Regions from separate parts of the Homo sapiens genome. Here region 1 is linked to region 2. The links are chromatin contacts, found by Hi-C or POLR2A ChIA-PET in ENCODE. All regions are on one chromosome and are shown on one strand. The core of a region is the stretch at or near the end of the contact, and the rest is flanking DNA. Distances in the headings are between cores, read along the strand shown. Region 1 overlaps NPFFR1 (neuropeptide FF receptor 1). Region 2 holds the start of AIFM2 (AIF family member 2).

Region 1 (3,442 bases), core at 205-2,704, 140 kb after region 2:
AAATTCTTTAAGACTCTGATGCATTTTGGTTCCTTCACAGATGCTTTCCTAGGGCTTCCTTTTGTTATGCCAATCAATGGTTCCTGTCTGGAGGAATTTATGGTCTCCAAAAGCATTGGATCCGCTCCCAAAAAGAGCCCTGGATTTTGGCACACACTTTCAAGGCAGTGTTGGGCATCAGGTTTTGGGCTCACCCTGCATCCATGAGCCCTTCTTTCTCGAGTACTGATTTTTCCCCTGGGGAGTCAGCCTCCTCCTCACATGGAGCTTTTGAGGGACCGTCCATCAGGTGTCTGCACCAACCGCTGGCCAGAGGATGCCAATCAGACCTCTTCTGCTTTGGATTTGCCTCTGAGTCTTCATAACACAGCTTTTCCTTCCATTGGATGACCTCCCCACACCCTTCCAATGGATTCCCAGTGTTGGTTAGGTTGGCCAGCACTCGTTTCTGTTGCTTATAACCCTAGTGTCTTGGTGAATACAAGGGGATTCAAGTTAGTCATCCATGGACCTCCTGGGAGTCTGCAGAGTCCAGGTTCAGAATCCCAGGGTCAGAGAAAGTGTTAGAGATGGGCAGGGGTAGCACCATAGACCCCCAAGTTTCCTGTTCCCTAGATTAGATGTTTGTGCCCACCTCCCTCCCCAACACCATCCCACACGCTGTCTCTTAACAGGCCATGTAATCTTCCACGGAGACTGTGCTAATGCAGAGAGGAAAGGACACTGACCTGGGAATCAGAAAGCGTGGCCTTGAGAGCTGGCCCCATGGTGGTCACTGACTGCATATAACAGAGGTTGGGGGCTGGGCACAGTGGCTCATACCTATAATCCCAGCACTTTGGGAGATGGAAGGAGGCAGATCACAAGGTCAGGAGTTCGAGACCAGCCCGGCCAACATGGTGAAACCCTGTCTCTACTAAAAATACAAAAAATTAGCCGGGCGTGGTGGCACATGCCTGTAATCCCAGCCACTTGGGAGGCTGAGGCAGGAGAATTGCTTGAACCCGGGAGGTGGAGGTTGCAATGAGCTGAGATCGCACCACAGCACTCCAGCCTGGGCAACAGAGCGAGACTCCATCTTGAAAATAAAAAAGAGAGAGAGAGAGAGGTTGGGGGCTGGGAAACTTGGTTTGGAGGAGAAGCTTGGGAACTTGTCTTAGAGCTGCTTTAGTACAATTTTTAAAGGGAGGTATAGTTAGTTTGGGGTGGCTGGGAGACTGATGATAGTAGACCCTAAGCCCCCATGCCACCTCTTGGTATTCCAAAGAGAACTGGGGAGATCTACTTCATCCCTGTGTTCTCCTTGGCTTTCGAATGTGGATGACCTGGGCTTCCTGCCTCTCCCAACCTCATGGAGTTGTTAATACATTCAGAGAGACAGCAGAGTAAATTACAAAGGGCCTTGCAGAACTTCAGACTGCTTATTGACTGCATTAGCTATCTGCCAGGCAGCTGTGGGGAACCAGTAGGTCGCAGTGTGGTTTCAGTTCATTTGGGTTTGTTCCCAGGGAAGCAAGCCTTGGCAAAAGCTTTCTTAGTACTGCTTAGGAAAGTAAAAAGTGGATGTGGCAGAGGATCTAGGAGGAAGGAGGCCTCTTGAGAACTATAACCTCCTACTGTTCCTCTTGCAGGCTGAACCAAAGCCCCTCCATCCCAGGCACCCACCACAGCAACATGGATTCTGCAAGCCTGACCTCTTTTTGGTGAATGAGAGCAGGTTGCCCTTCCAAGAATCATTTGGATTGGCAAAGGCCAAAGAATTTGAGGGCTGAGTTGCTAATACAGCCATCAGGAGCCCCCAAGCGAGCCCCTCTTTATACTTCTCTTCTACTCTGAGGCCTTTTTATTTCTCCTTACTTCCTGCAGGAGGTCTCCGGTTTTACCCATCAAAAATTGTATTCAGAAAAGGTTCTGATACAAATCATTTACCTCATAGTGAAAACTGAACTGCCTTTATCACATACTGAGCCTGTACTCTCAGTCTATTTAAAAGAATTCCAGGCCTTAGAGAGTGGATGTGGAAGAGGCTTAAGGTGGGAGAGGAGGGGAAAGTAAAGGGGAGGCAGGGATTTCCCTCTCTCTTTCTCTTGGAAAGGCTAAACATATGCCCTGGAGCACCTTTCCGGGTTCAATGGCTGGCTGCTTCCTCAAGGTCTGCAGGTTCAGTTTACCTGCAGTGCTGGCCACATTTCACGTCCTGCTTCAGCTAAGTGTAGAGATTTTTTTTTTCTTTTAGTTAAACTAGAAATGTCTTAGGGGTAGAAAGCATGCCTTGTTCAGCTTGAAATGCTCCTCATTATCTGGCACAGGGCCTAGAACATAAATATGATTAATGTATGTTGATAAGTTAGGTACTAAAGGCTATGAATTCTCCTAGACACACTGCTTTAGCTGTATCCCATAGGTGCTATTAGATAGTATTTCCATTATTTTTGAAATTTGTTTTGTACAACATCAAGCTATCTCTGACAAGGAAAGGAGAATTATCTTCATTTCACAGGAAAATCAAAACTCAAAGACAAAAAGAGACTTGCTCTAAGAATACAGCATGCAGTAGTGGTAGACCTCCAGATTTTGCTGGGCTCTGGGATTCAGGGTGCATCAAATAAGCCAGGACGCCTGTTCTGAGTTTGAGCTCCTGCTTAGGCTCTGCCATCTCCATCCATTTTCTCATCCTCTTTGGGTATCATCAGGTCACATATAAAGACCTCTAGGGTCCATTAGCAGCAATTAGGGATCCTTGATTTGGAAGGAACTTTGCCTTCCTGAGGCTTCTGCTACAAAGCTGACACTTTATGAACAGTGCATGTATCACCTAAAACCTTGCCTAAAACCAGGCATACAGTGGCCAAAGGCAGAACCGGGGTCACTCTGTGCTCAACTGAGAAATAATAGAAGAGGACACCTAACCCCTTTGAGATCCATTACCTCCTAACGAGGCATCACTGCTTGGAGTCCTAGGTTACTTAACGTTCTCTCTCTCCCCATCCCTAGCAGAATCTTCTTTTAGGAAATATTCTGATAAACTTGTTCACATGGATGAGGAAATGACTCATAACAAAGCGCTGTGTCTCTTTTAGGCTTTTGCATTTCAAAAGGAGTCAGACATTAAATTAGAAAAAGGAAAGCTCTAATAATGCAATTTCAGTTATTAACGAGAGAGCTACAAAAAGCTTTTGAGCATGAGAGACCGAATTTAATTCTTTATGTTTGTATCTTTTTTTTTTTTTTTTTTTTGGAGATGAAGTCTCACTCTGTCACCCAAGCTGGAGTGCAGTGGCGCGATCTGGGTTCACTGCAACCTTCACCTCCCGGGTTCAAGCAATGCTCCTTCCTCAGCCTCTGAGTAGCCAGGATTACAGACGTCTACCACCAAGCCCAGCTAATTTTTGTATTTTTAGTAGAGACGGGGTTTCACCATGTTGGCCAGGCTGGTCTCAAA
Region 2 (3,469 bases), core at 970-3,469:
ATGTGAATAACGCCACTATGAACATTTGTGTACAGGTTTTTGTGTGAACCAGTCTTCAGTCCTCTTTAGTATATATTTAGGTATGGAATTGCTGGGTCATATGGTAACTTGAAGTTTAACTTTTTGAGGAACTGCTAAATCCACCATCTGATTTTGAACTGAACACCAAAGCCCCAGTGGGAATCACAGAGAATCTTAACTATGTCTGTCTAGGTTCAAGAATGTTAGCTTAAAAGAAGGCCTAAGAGAGCGGAACAAACCCTGATTGTCCAGGAACCCCTCAGTAACTTTACCTTTGCTCCCTGCCACAACACACATACACACAGACACACACACACACAATCTGATTTACACAAAAATTTGCTCAGTCAATCCTGTTTTCTCTGCCAAGAGCATCCACCCTGATCTCAAGGGTATTATTCCACAATAAGCAGCCCATAGGACTACTGAAAAACCAGGAAGTTACATTTATGCCAAAGCTGTTCAGAGGTTGTGCCTCAGAAGACACACAGCAGGAACCGTGTGGGCTCTGATCAAAGCAAGAATGTCATCCCAGAGTTGCTCCAGTATTGCTTCACAAATATTACAAATAAAACACGATGCTTTTTGAGTCGTCATGGCTCACACAAAGGGTAGGTTTCAACATCAGCCTCTGGAGAGCCACATTCCCAGAGTGGCCGTCCCGGATAAGAAGGCCACTACAGCACGACTCACAGCACCATGGAGGTTTCCTCCACCTGCGGGACACAGCAGGATGGAGACGGTTGGGCGGCCTCCCTTCCTGGGACACTCCATGGCCAGCCCCTCAGGGACTACTTGAAGAACAGAACCCCCAAAAGACCAGTTTCTGAAAAGGGACTCAAAGTCTAAGGGAGGCAGCCTCCTTTTATCCCCAGGGGAGGGCAGCTCTGGGGCAGACAGGTTCATCTGGATGTCATATTCACTCCCGCACAGAAAACCTAGGCCAAGCAATTTGTCCATCCTCCTCAGAGCCAGTTTTGTGGTCCCCATGGTCTGCCCACCACCTGTACCTGGACGCTGGCTTCATTTGGCCACCAGACAAAAGTCAGGCTGGCCCTGGAGTCCACCGGCCTGCCCAGCCCATCACTTCTGGGCTAGGTAGTGCTAAGCCTGCCCAGCCCACCCTGGCTGGGGCTCAGTGCCCTCTTCTTGGTGACACACTGTGCTCCTTGGAGAACTCCTCTCTAGGTGCTGGGGTGAGGGCAGGTGTGATCTGAGATCCCGGGGCTCTCTGGCAGGTGCATGCACGCACACTGGAACCTGATACAGGCTTTTGAACACAGGTGCACAGTCCAGAAACCTGCAAGTCCCATCCCAAACTATATCTGACTCTCTGCCCTATGCCTGTCCTCCTACAGGATCATCAGCCCCCAAGAGACCTCACCACTCCCCATCCTCACCTTAAATTCCAGGGTCAAAAAGACTCTCCTTGTAGGGAAAGGTAGGGTGTGTTGATCAGGTGGTGTTGGAAGGAGAGCCCCAATATAGGCCACTAATTCAGTTCCAGGTGGACTGCACGCGTCCCATCAGAGTTAGTTTACTCACCGCTGGTCTTTGTCCCTGCAGCACCCAGGGCTTCGGGAAGGGAGAAGCAGACTTCCTAGTGCTGCACCCCCCAGCTCCCCCGAGCCTATGGGCACTGGGTTGACTCCAGTTTCTTTCCTCTTAGAGACTGAGGTTTCTCCCTTTCCTCTCACACCTGCTTCTGTCCGGACCGGCCGCTTCTACCCAGCGGACCCTCGGACGGTCCTCGCAAGATCCGGGTTACACCCGCCCCGTGTTCCCTCTTCCCCGGTTCGCCCTTCCCGGCCTAAGCCCATCTTCCTTAGGAAAACTTAGCAGGGATTTAGGGGCCAAACCAGGAGGGTGGAGTTTTCTTTGCCCTCGGCCAGGAGCACATCTCCCTGTTGCGTTTTTTGGGGGAGACAGAGAGGGGCGGGCCTGAGTCGAGTATCCCTCTCCTCGCAGCGCCACAACTGCGCGCACCGACCTCCCCACGCCAGACGCGGCGTGAGCCAGGCCTCTAATCCGCTCGCCCCTCTTCCGGGTCCCGGTCCCGCCCGGGGCGCCCGGGGTCTCGAGAGCCCGCCTGGCGGCGCGATCTCACCTGTCGGCCGCGCCCGCGCGCTCTCGCTCCGGCTCCCGCTCCCGCTCCCGCTCCCGCTTGGTCGTCTTCCCGAGTTACTGACCCGAGGCGCTCCCGGGCGGGGCGTGACTCAGCACTCGTGCTGGTCCCCGACCCCGCGGCAACGCCCCGGCCAGGCCCCGGAAACGGTCCTGGCACGCTGGGGCTGGTCTCCGAACGGCCCGCCGGACTAACCTTGACCCTGAGCGAACGGCCTTGAACTTTGAAACAAATGCTCCCATGGCCAGATGTCGCCTCTCCGGCTCCTGCCAGCACCCGCGCCCCAGTCCTGCCGAGCCATTCAGACTTGGTTTAAAGTGTCCTTTCAGCATACTTTAAAGCAAAAAAGAGAGAGAGAGAGAGAGAGAGAGAGAGAGAGAGAGAGAGAGAGAGAGAGAGAGAGAGAAGGAAGGAAGGAAAACAAGCATCCCCCTGTTCCTCTGATTTTCTCGAGGACACCTTTAAAGCCACTGGAACCTTGGAGAGTGGGGTTCCCCTCACACGTTGGGCGCACTGCCAACATCCTTCCTTCAGACATACACATAATAATTCCGCAAACCCTGTTGAGCTCCTACATTTGCCAGGCACTGTGCTAGGCGTTGGAGGGATAACTTGGAGAGAAAACTGACAAGGTTCCTGCTTTCACGGAGGCGACAGTCTGGGAAAAGACAGATATTAAACACACCACCAAAAAATACATGTATAGAGAAAACAAAAACCATGTATCACCAACTGCAGTAAGAAAGATTGGGCATGGCCAGGCACGGTGGCTCATGCCTACAGTCCCAGCACTTAGGGAGGCCAAGGCGGGAGGATCGTTTGAGCCCAGGAGTTGGAGACCAGCCTGGGCAACATAGCGAGACCTACAAAAATTAGCCGGGCTTGTTGGTGCACACCTGTAGTCCCAGCTTCTCGGGAAGCTGAGGTGGGAGGATTGCTTGAGCCCAGGAGTTTGAGGCTACAGTGAACCATGATCATTCCACTGCACTCCAGCCTAGGTGACTGTGAGATTCTGTCTCAAAAAAAAAATAATAATAATAATAATAATAAATGAAATGAAATGAAAAAATAAAAAAGAAAGACTGAGGGCAAAGGAAGGGTGCAAATACTTCTCTCCAAGGATGAGAAAGAGGTAGATTTAGGTAAAGAGGAAGGAAGTGTGGTCTGGATGTGCAAAGACCCACAGGCAGGACAATGACCTGGAAGGCAGTGTATTGCCAGCTCAAATCAGACCAAGCTAACTCAGCGAAAGATAAGCCATCTCCATCTACTTACTGCAAATATTAGCACCTACTTTAAGAGTTGTGGATAAGGGCCAGGCAC

What was found. A loop is a pair of places that touch in the nucleus more often than their neighbours do. ChIA-PET counts read pairs that join two places held with the same protein, here RNA polymerase II (POLR2A). Pooled maps may share reads with other maps.
Region 1: a loop to region 2 is called in a pooled map, with 2.3 times the contacts of the local background. The contact joins the enhancer-like site here to the promoter of AIFM2 in region 2. A Hi-C loop is called at or near these places in 8 of 50 pooled maps. POLR2A ChIA-PET finds 5 or more read pairs at or near these places in 10 of 52 experiments (A549, BJ, H1 and 6 more).

Annotation. Positions count from the first base shown.
Region 1 is chr10:70,273,368-70,276,809 of GRCh38, forward strand. The region is part of intron 1 of NPFFR1 (neuropeptide FF receptor 1); the gene reads right to left. Among named protein-coding and RNA genes, the nearest start is that of NPFFR1, 8.9 kb to the right of the region's middle. Within about 2 kb of position 1,455, at least 6 of the 41 ENCODE cell types and tissues checked have a DNase peak (open chromatin) inside an H3K27ac peak, as active enhancers do.
Region 2 is chr10:70,130,606-70,134,074 of GRCh38, forward strand. AIFM2 (AIF family member 2) reads right to left here and starts at 2,220. Exons shown (of 9, transcript NM_032797.6): 1 at 2,129-2,220. RefSeq lists an enhancer at 2,011-2,511 and silencers at 2,033-2,242, 2,075-2,394.